Linked DNA regions of Homo sapiens: region 1 is linked to region 2. A link is an interaction called in ENCODE POLR2A ChIA-PET data of the cell type or tissue named here. Cell type or tissue: K562. All regions are shown on one strand. Each heading gives the region's core, and the rest is flanking DNA. Links, peaks and the distances in the headings are about the cores only. Region 1 overlaps TBC1D22B (TBC1 domain family member 22B). Region 2 overlaps RNF8 (ring finger protein 8).

Region 1 (5,382 bases), core at 281-5,280, 76 kb before region 2:
ATTATAATCCAAAAATGTTTATACCAGTTTGTACTCCAGCCATGAAATGTGTGGATGCACTTTTCCTCACCTCCTTAGCAAAACCTGTGTATGGATGAAGTCTAGTGTATTTCACCTGTCTAGCAGATAAACCATGGTTTGTGTTTCAGTTTTTGTTTCCACTTTCTGGTCAGTGATATTATGTATCTTTTCTCATCTGTATTATCATTTTCTTTTGTGGTCTGCTGGTTTAATCATTTACCTATTTTTTCTAATGGATTATTGACCTGTCTTGTTTTGTAAGAGCTTTTTGTATATTAGATAAATTTATCCTTCATCTGCTATGTGTTAAAAATATTAGGTTGAATCATATAAATTGTTAATACTCAACCTTTTTTTTACCGCCCAACATGGGAATTTTATGTAGTCCAACCTAATATTTTCCCCAGACCATTATTTATCTCTTAACTTTGCTACTTGTGTCTCTTTATGTAGAACTTAGTAATTTTTATACAGTCAGATCTGTCCATTCAACAAGTATTTATTAAGCTGTTACTATGTGCCAGGAGATAGACATGGGCCTGCCCTTGTGGCAACTCCTGTCTGGTAGGGAGGCTCACAAACAAGTCACCAGATAATTGCAAACTGTGATGAAGCCTCTGAGGGAAGCAGCTTCTCCTTTAGGGTTTTTGGATTTGGTATCTTGCTTAGGAACTCTTTCCTTCCCCACCTCAAGATTACAAAAATACTGGCCGGGCATGGTGGCTCACATCTGTAATCCCAGCACTTTGGGAGGCTGAGACAGGCGGATCACATGAGATCAGGAGTTCCAGACCAATTTGGTCAACATGGCAAAACCCGTCTCTACCAAAAATACACAAATTAGCCGGGCATGGTGGCGGCTGCCTGTTATCTCAGCTACTCGGGAGGCTGAGGCAGGAGAATCGCTTGAACCTGGGAGGCAGAGGTTGCAGTGAGCCGAGATCACGCCACTGCACTCTAGCCTGGGTGACAGAGTGAGACTCTGTCAAAAAAAAAAAAAAAAAAAGATTACAAAAATACTCTCCCGTGTTTTCTTCTAATACTCTTGTGGCTTTAACATTTAACTTTTTAAATTCCATTACTAATTTATTTTCTTGTATGATGAGAACTGAGATTTATAGTTACTATTCCAGTTGCATAGCTAATTATTTCGACACCATTTATAAATAATACACCATCTTTTCACCGATGTGAAATCTCTCTTCATAATATTACGTAATTTTAATTACATGGTTCTGCTGCTTTGTTGGTTTGATTTTATTTGTCTCCATTTCTATCCAGTACCACACAGCTTAGATTTTTTGAGTTTATAAAGTTGTTAAATTATTATTATTATATATTTTATTTATTTATTTATTTTGAGATGGAATCTCACTCTGTTGCCTAGGCTGGAGTGCAATGGCACAATCTTGGCTCACTGCAACTTTCATCTCCCAGGTTCAAGCCATCCTCCCACCTCAGCCTCCCTAGTAGCTGGAACTACAGGCATCGCCACTATGCCTGGCTAATTTTTGTATTTTTGAGTAGAGACGGGGTTTTACCACGCTGGCCAGGCTGGTCTGGAACTCCTGGCCTGAAGTCCTCCACCCACCTTGGCCTCCCAAAACACCGGGATTACAGGCATGAGCCACCGTGCCTGGCTATTATTTTTTATTAGTGGCTTTTTAAAAAAAATTCCCCCCACCCAGGGCCAGTCTCTTTCATTATCCTTTAAAAAAATACTGTCTTGGTTGTTCTTCCAGATGAACTTATTTTTCAATTTTGTTTATTTTTTATCTTTTTCTCATAGTGATAAGAGCACTTAACATGAGGTCTACCCTCTTAACAAATTTTGAGGTGCACAATACAGTATCGTAAGCTGTGGGCACATGGTTGTACAGCAGATCTCTAGAACATATTCATCTTGCCTACAGTTGTCAAATTTGTACCCTCTGAACGTCAACCCTCTGTTTCCCCTTCCCCCTATCCCCTGGCAGCCACTACTCTGTCTGTTTCTATGTTTGTGACTATTTTAGATACCTCATGTAAGTGGATTCATATAGCATGTGTCCTTTTGTAAACCAACTTTTACTTTGCATAATGTCTTCCAGGTTCATCTGGTTGAACTTGAGAATCAACTTTTGTCAAATGTAGGAGTGGGGAACCTTTTATTAATACAATTTTTATTGGAGTTGCAATAAATTTATAAATTACAATTTTTGTGGGTTTTTTGGTAACAGCTTTATTGGGATGTACTTCGTGTGCCAGACAATTTACTCATTTAAAGGGTACAGTGAATAATTTTTAGTATATTTACAGAGTTGTATGTCACCACAATCAATTTTAAAACATTTTATCACCCCAGAAAGAACACTCGTACTCTTTAGCCATCACCCCTAAGCCTCCCATCCCGTGTATCCCTGGGCAACCACTAATCTTCTGTATCTAGGGATTTCCCTATCCTGGACATTTTATATAAATGGAACCACACAGTATGGAGTCTTTTGTGTCTGGCTTCTTTTACTTAGCGTAATGTCTTCAAGATTCATTCATGTTGTAGCACGTGTCAGTACTTCATTCTTTTCTATGGCCAAATATTCTATTATATGGATGTACTACATCTTATTTACCTGTCAGTTGCTGGATATAAATTAAATTCCAAAGAAATACAGACTTCTCCCCACCCTCACACCTTTCTTGAACAGAGATAGATACAACATTGTGGCCAGCAAGCATCATTTTTTTGTCTGGGCAATGATGCTTCTCTTCTCTACTTCTCTCATGTTGGCGTATCTGGATGAGGCAGCTGCTGTCAAAGGTTTTTTGCTATGGCCCTCCTGGTGTGACTCTCCCTACTGTAGGAAGCCTCAAGTATCTTTCTCATGGAACAGGCCAGCAGTTGCCCTCATTATCCTGGGTAGGTCTCTCCAGGCATCCTTACCCCACTGCCCCATCTCACTGAATCATAGCATAGGGGATCTGCCCTAGTGGAGCCGTGGGGTCCACATGCCACTGGGACATTATTTGGCTTCTCTCATATCTCTTCCCCTACCTATTCTCTACCACCTCTATCACTTTTAAAAATTAGTACCTGAGCCTGCTTCATGCTTTATGTTATGTTTGTTGTAAAGTAGTTGGAAACAGTGAGTTCCAGTGATTCCCCTGTGAGTTGATAGAGAAGTTGTCTATAGCTCTAGCCTTGCCCCCAAGCAGCTTCTTTATCTGCTGAAGCCAGCTGCTCCTGTAAAAGTGGGTCCTCTGCAGATAAGCCAGCTGTGTCTGGGTCTAGTGGTGACAGTGCTGCAGGTGGGGAGGTCACCCCTGGGGAGATAAAGTCTCTGGAATCTTATCTCTGAGACTGTGGTATAATTCTAAACTCTTTCCTCCAAGAGCTTTTAGGCTTAGGCAATATTAGTCTAGCTCTGAACTACTGAGGTCCAATATAATTGACCATGCAGCCATCATCAAAATAAACTGCTTAACAGGAACAACAGAAGTGATTCATATAAGGAAGTCATGGAGAAGAGCAGGACTTATGATGTTTCCTATTTTCAAAAGAAGAGTGGTGTCTGATGATATTTTTAGGTACAAAATGCAACACCAATTATCAAGTAACCTTTTCTCTTTTCCTTTGCATAAAACAGCACAGTAGGATTTTCACCGTAGATTTTACCTGGAAGCATGACAGCAGTGGAACTCTCGGAAAGGAAGTCCTCCGCAGACCTCTGACTTGTGTCCGGTTCCCTACATGGCATTTCCACCTGATTATGTCATAGATGATCACTTAGGATTAGCTAGGCTGCACATAACAGGGAACCCAAGTAACAGTTCCTTAAGTAAGATAGAAAAGCTTATTTCTCTCACATTAAAAGTCCAGAGGTGAGTGATCTGGGGCTTATCTGCTGCTCCAAAATATCAGAGATCCAGGTTGCTCTCTCTCATTCTGCAGTCTTCAGCATGTGGTTTCTTTCTCATGATCCAAGAGCTGTTTGTGCTCCAGCCATCACATCAATATTCCAGCCAGTATGGAGAAGGAAAGGAAGCAAGGCATACTTCTTCTGTTTAAGAACATTTCTGAAAGCTGTGCATGACTCTGGGGCTTGATTCTCTTTTGTTTGAACTTAATCTCGTGGGCACACCTAGCAGCAAGTGAGGCTGAGAAACAGTCTGTCTTAGGTGGCCAATACACTTAGGGGTCCTGTCACCAAGGAGGAAGAAGGGAACAGTTATTTTTAGGCAATCTTTGCTATTCTTAGGCTCCTCAGACTCGGTGTTTGGCTCTTCTCCTTCCCTTACCCAGGCACCCTTTTCTCTTAGTTGGCAGTATTTCCTGTCACTTAAGTCAGAAATGCTAAGAATTGTTCATGATTCTGTTTCCTTACTCTTCCATATCCAATCATTTACAAAGCTCTGGTGATTTTACGTCCTAAATGTTTCTTAATCTGCTTCTTCTTCATTCTCACTATGCACGCCCTAGGTCAGGCCTGGATTGCTGAACCAGCCAAGCATGTTTTCTCACCCCCGGTTTTATCTCCTTCAAACCCATCTTGCACACCATTCAAACAGAGACTCGCCCACAGAACTCCTCTGACAAAAATCCTTCCTTAGCATTCCATCACCTATAGGTTAAATGTCCAGGTTTTCTAACTTGGCATGTAAAGGCCCTGTGACCTGCTCCCTGCTTCGCCCCTTAAACTCAACAATCCAAAATGGACATTGTAAATGTAAAGCCTTGTCCTGCACCACCTCTTTATCTCCTGAGCTAATCTTTGTGCACCCTTTAAGACTCCCCTTCCTCCTAGAAGCCTTCCCTGGGGTCCCCCTGACCCCCGGCATCTAATAGTGCTATTTCTGTCACTCTGTAGATTTCTCCTGTGGCACTTTACCTCGCTAGTTGTTTGTGTTTCCCTCCTACTCTCTGCCACCAGACTTTCTGATTCTTTGAGGCCAAAGAGTATTTTAAACATCTTCATATCCCCAGTACCTTCATTTTGGTGTCCAAAATAGGCATTCCACACATGTCCAGATGAATGAGAGAATGAAAATTCCATAACTGCAGAATACTCAGAAATTAGTACAGCTTCACTAGGCTTGGCCACTGGAGGGCAGTGAGTTACACTTTTCTGATACTGTGCTGAATTAGCCGAAAGTTCTCTCTCCCCTAAGGGATGGAGGTGGAGCACCACCACTTAGTCAACAAGTCTTTGATGAGCACCCACATGTGCAGGGCACTGCTCTAGGCACTGGGGTTTATGACCATAAACGAAGTAGACAAAAACCCTGCCTTCTACTTCTAGGTATTTATTCAAGGAAAATGAAGGCTTATAGCCCCAAAAGACATGCACAAACATATTCACAGCAACTTTATACAGACATAAAATG
Region 2 (5,382 bases), core at 250-5,249:
CATCCTGAGTATGTATCTGCTATGTTTTTGCAGCATTGGGCTCTAATGGAAGAGCTAAATCGCAGCAAGAAGGACTTTGAAGCAATCATTCAAGCCAAGAACAAAGAATTAGAGCAGACCAAGGTACTGGAAAGAAGATGGAAGTTTAGAATTTGGTTAGTGCATGCAACTCAGCATTTTCAACAGTGCAAGGGTTGCTAGGGAAAATAAAGAGAGAAATTATGGCTGCTCCTTGCCTCTGGGGAGATAATCTATAAAATTATAGAGGCCTATAGCAGGTTCTGCCTGTCAGACAACATCTATTTCCTTCCCTTGTTCAGAAGCAAAATGCTGGGAATAAGGCACTTGCATCCTGTATTCTAGTCCTTTGTCTATGGTGGGTACTCCTTCAGAGTGTGTCACTGATACAGACTGAGGAATATTGTAGTCAAGAAATAGTTCCTCCTGAACTATGTAATTTGAATTACATAAAGTAAAGTGAATTACTTAATGCAGTTTCTTCCCATGTCAAATCAGGAGAACTCTTGAATTAGGGGTTATAAACTTAAATGCCCACCAGGGCCAGACTGGTAATCAAAGTGAGTGAAGTGGCCTGAATGTAAGAACACAGTAGGGAGCTGTGCGGGCTATGGCTTATTGGATGGGGTACTTGCCCACACCCCCATCCCAGGAGGCAACTCTTCTCTGCTCAGCCAATTGTTGCCATCCAGAAGTGCAGGCCCAGTGTTGTCAGATCTTCTGATTTTTCCACAGCAGATGAAAGTCCAAATGTTTAAGTGAAATATCCCAAATTTTAAATATTGGCAACAACTTCAGCTTTTTGTGTGTGTTTTAATATGAAGGCCAAACTAAACAAGTCTGCAGGGTGGATCCAGTCCACAGGCCACCAATTTGCAACCTCTGACTTGAAATTAATACCTGAGTCTGACTGCATCTGTCATCCCACCCCCTCCATGTACCAACCTAGAACTGAAGGAGGGACTTGTTTTAGCTGGTTTGATTTCCTGTTTAAATCACATAATACCTTCCTCTCCAACCTCCAAGAAACTGCCACATCTTTTTAAACCCAGTGATTCATAAGTTCTCAGGGAATTTGACTATGGTTAGAAATGGGTCCAGACCTTCTTCACTGCCCTAAGCAGTCTGCCAGTCTTTGCTTTGAGTGGAAAAGAAAATAAAACAATTAAAAATGAGCCAGCCACTCAAATATACCTCAAATGGCCTATCCTCTCCCCCTCAGGGGCTCTTAATGCTTTTTGTTTTGGGGGTGAAGTGCTAAAATAAATGTCTGCTTCAAGAGAGCATACGTAGGAGCCTCCTTAAAAAGTGTGTCCACACGCAGTCTGACCTCTTGGGGAAAGCCGGGGAGATGGTACTGCAGGCCTCTGCAGGAGTGGGAAGTGGCAGGTATCATAGAGCATGGAGCCTGAAGGTAATTCAAGAGGCCTGTCTCCAGCCTTCTGCCTCCAGAGGTGTACCTTACTTTACAGAAAAGGCAGCTGCAAAGAACACAGCAACTTTATAACTAATTCAAGTTTCCTGCCTCTGGACTATTCATGCCTCTTTTCTTGTCCAGTGAGTTTTTAATTGTTTGGGATAATCTTATGTAATGTCTGAACTACAGCTTGCTATAAACTACTTAATGTCCCATCTGGTCTTGGGTGGTTGGTGTGGTTAGTATGTCACCTGCATTTTTCTCATTTGATTAATTTTGGGGAAGGAGACAGAATTTGCAATGCAAATACTGAAAAAGTGGTGTTTTAGTCCATTCAGGCTACTACAAAAAAGACCCATAAACTGCGTAGCTTAAAAACAACAGAAATTTATTTCTCACAGTACTGGAGGTTGGGAAATCCAAGATCAAGATGCTGGCATGTTTGGTGTCTGGTGAGGGCTGTCTTCTGATTCGTAGATGGAGTCTTGCCATGTCTGTCCCTATATGGCGGAAGGGGCAAATGAGCTCTCCTTGGGCCCCTTTAAGGCCACTAACCCCATTTATGAGCATGGAGCCCTCATGACCTAGTCACCTCCCAAAGGCCCCACCTCTTAATACCATCACGTTTGAAAATAAGTTTCAACATGGGAATTTGGGAGGAAGCACAAACATTCAGACCATAGCAAGTAGGGAGAGGAAAGAAAGGAGGTTAGTGCTCTGTATTAGAAAACAATTATTGAAAAACAATAAGCCTTAGGGAAAGTGTTCTATTCTTAATGTTGCTGCACCAGAATGAATCACTCATTAAGACTGAATCCTCTTCTAAATAATTGACCCTGCTCCCTGTCCCATTTTGCATTTTTGTTGGTTCTCTGAATGACAGGTAGGATTGTGTGTCTTGCAGGAAGAGAAGGAGAAGATGCAAGCACAGAAGGAAGAAGTTCTTAGCCACATGAATGATGTGCTAGAGAATGAGCTCCAATGTATTATTTGTTCAGAATACTTCATTGAGGTAATTATGAACAGTTGCTCACCCCTTCTTTTTTTTTTTTTTTTTTTTTTTTTTTTGAGACAGAGTCTCACTCTGTCAACCCAGGCTAGAGTGCAGTGCCACAATCTCGGCTCACTGCAACCTCCACTTCCTGGGCTCAAGCAGTTCTTGTGCCTCAGCCTCCCAAGTAGCTGGGTCCCTTACAGGCACATGCCACCATGCCTGTCTAAGCTTTTGTATTTTTAGTAGACATGGGGTTTTGCCATGTTGGCTAGGCTAGTCTCGAACTCCTGACCTCAGGTGATCTGCCCACCTCAGCCTCCCAAAGTGCTGGGATTACAGGTGTGAGTCACCACACCCAGCCGACCCCTTCTTATTCTCCCAACCCTGAATGAAGCCTGGGCTACACAGGCTGCTTCTACTATAGGGGAACATTCTGAAGAGATTTTCTTCCAGGAACTTATAACTATTTGATTTCAAAGTCACCTCTAGAGATGACCACCTCTTATTTGTTTTTATAATCTTCTTTCCCTTCACTGTCCTTTTTTGGCATTTCATCTGTTCTTAAATGTTTATTTGGTATGATTAACATTTTGAGCTGCAATGAAGCCTTTATCTCTTTGTTGTTGAGGAGAAAACAGGGCCAAATTAGATTTTGGAAGTATCAGAATAAAGCTGCTCAATAAAAGCTATTCTTTCTTTACTCTGAATGGGCACTATGCCGAGAATATGCTTATAGTGCAACCTTTTAAACGAGGGGGTAAACGTCATTAAAATGTGGTCACTTTGGGAATTTACGGCCCAAGTTGAATATATTTCAGGGACTCTGAGGCTCCTTATGGAAATGAAACCTCTACCATTTGTTAGCCTATCATATTTTTGCACTGGCTTATTTATTTATTTGACAAATTCTGCTGTTTGTGACCAGTTCACCTTAGACCACAGATGTTAAATTCAAGTTGCTAAATGACAGTGCTATTCAGACTCCTTTAAAAAGAAGGCCAGGTGCAGTGGCTCACACCTGTAATCCCAGCACTTTGGAAGGCCAAGGCAAGAGGATCACCTGAGGTTAGGAGCTCGAGACCAGACTGGCCAACATGGTGAAACACCATCTCTACTAAAACTACAAAAATTAGCCAGACATGGTGGTGTGTGCATGTAGTCCCAGCTAGTCGGAAGGCTGAGGCAGGAGAATCACTTCAATTTGGGAGGCGGAGGCTACAGTGAGTCGAGATCACGCAACTGCACTTCAGCCTGGGTGACAGAGCAAGGCATGAAAAAAAAGAAAAAGAGAAAGAAAAATGTAGGCCGGGTGCAATGGCTCATGCCTATAATCCGAGCACTTTGGGAGGCCAAGGTGGGCGGATCACCTGAGGTCAAGAGTTCAAGATCAGCCTGGTCAACGTGGCAAAACCCCATCTTTACTAAAAATACAAAAATTAGCCAAGCATGGTGGCATGCACCTGTAATCCCAGCTACTCGGGAGGCTGAGGCAGGAGAATTGCTTGAACCCAGGAGGCAGAGCTTGCAGTGAGCTGATATCGCACCACTGCACTCCAGCATGGGTGACAGAGCGAGACTCCGTCTCAAAAAAAAAAAAAAAAAAAAAAAGAAAAACATATACACACAGCTTTCTTTTCTCAGGTGATCTTTAGGGAAGTTGGGTCTGTTAGCCTCTTGAAAAATCTCTCCTGGGCAGAACTGTTTCTTTTCCTCTGGGTCCGTTTGGACTTCAGATCGTAACTTCTCCCATAATTTCTAGTCATCTGATTCTCTACTTTGGAGAAGTTCTATGTTGTTTTGACAGGGCTTATGGACTCTATAAGAGGAAGACAAGGAACGGGGGTTGAAATAAATGATGAGTTAGCCAACCTGGAGCATCTGCAGAGACATATAAGACATAAACAACTTGACCCTGTGTTTTGTTTACAGAATACTGTCTTATCTACTCTACTGGTCACCTCTTAAAATTCGTCTCAGAAATATGTTTTATTTTATTTATTTATTTATTTGTTTATTTTTGAGACAGAGTCTCACTGTGTCACCCAGGCTGGAGTGCAGTGGCGCAATCTCGGCTCACTGCAGCCTCCTCCTCTTGGGTTCATGTGATCCTGCCTCAGCCTCCGGAGTAGCTGGGACTACAGGCACCCGCCACCACACCCAGCTAATTTTTTTGTATTTTTAGTAGAGATGGGATTTCATCATGTTGGCCAGGCTGGTCTCGAACTCCTGACCTCAGGTGATCTGCCTGCCTCGGCCTCCCAAAGTGCTGGGATTACAGTGAGCCTGGCCAGATGCTTCATTTTTATCAGATAGGTTTTCAGTACTGTTTATGAGAGCTTGTCTCATGTAATAAACACAATGTTTCCTAGCTTCTGTGCTCAACTTGGCATTTGAAAAATATGTAATATCTGTGTTATTTTGCACTGTTATCCTAAGAGCAGGAATGAGCATTTTTGAGCCTCAGAAAAAGTTGTATCTTAGGAGATGTACATAAACAAGAGTAACAAAGAAAAAGGTTTGTATTCTTCTGAGTGAAAAGGGCTCAGGCAGAAATTGACCAGAGGGATTACTCAGAGGAGCCCCACAAATACAGGCTTCCTTTTGCTTTCTCTCTTCATTGGCACATTACTTAGATATTCAGGCGTTGTCAACGAACCCACTACATTTTTACTTTTTTAGTTTCTTTTTTTGCCCAGCATTTTTAGTTGCCTTCTATATTATTTTACTTTTTTAGTTTTAGAGATGATGTCTTATATAATTCTGTATACTTAATATTTAGTATGTGTTCCCTTTCATATGTCAATTAGCAAGACATAAATTTGTTTTTCTTTTTAAAAAATTTGTTTTATAAAAGCATCAGATTGGTGGAAAATAATACTTTTTATTGTTTGTTTTTGTTTGTTTGTTTGTTTTTTCCAGACAGTGTCTCACTCTGTCGCCCAGGCTGGAGTGC

What was found. Peaks named below come from ENCODE experiments on the same cell type or tissue, not always from the same donor. Only the 100,000 strongest peaks of a DNase experiment are listed, where the experiment ranks them.
Region 1: POLR2A ChIA-PET joins it to region 2 with 6 read pairs; 4 of 35 experiments call an interaction of 5 or more read pairs at or near these places.

Annotation. Positions count from the first base shown.
Region 1 is chr6:37,298,999-37,304,380 of GRCh38, forward strand. The region is part of intron 8 of TBC1D22B (TBC1 domain family member 22B); the gene reads left to right. Among named protein-coding and RNA genes, the nearest start is that of TMEM217B, 44 kb to the left of the region's middle. RefSeq lists a silencer at 5,183-5,232. In K562, for the core only: a CTCF peak has its summit at 5,096 (motif pointing right); DNase peaks (open chromatin) are centred at 3,293 and 5,133.
Region 2 is chr6:37,374,587-37,379,968 of GRCh38, forward strand. It overlaps RNF8 (ring finger protein 8), which reads left to right. Exons shown (of 8, transcript NM_003958.4): 5 at 34-123; 6 at 2,340-2,447. Among named protein-coding and RNA genes, the nearest start is that of RNF8, 23 kb to the left of the region's middle. In K562, for the core only: no CTCF peak of the experiment used is centred there; no DNase peak of the experiment used is centred there.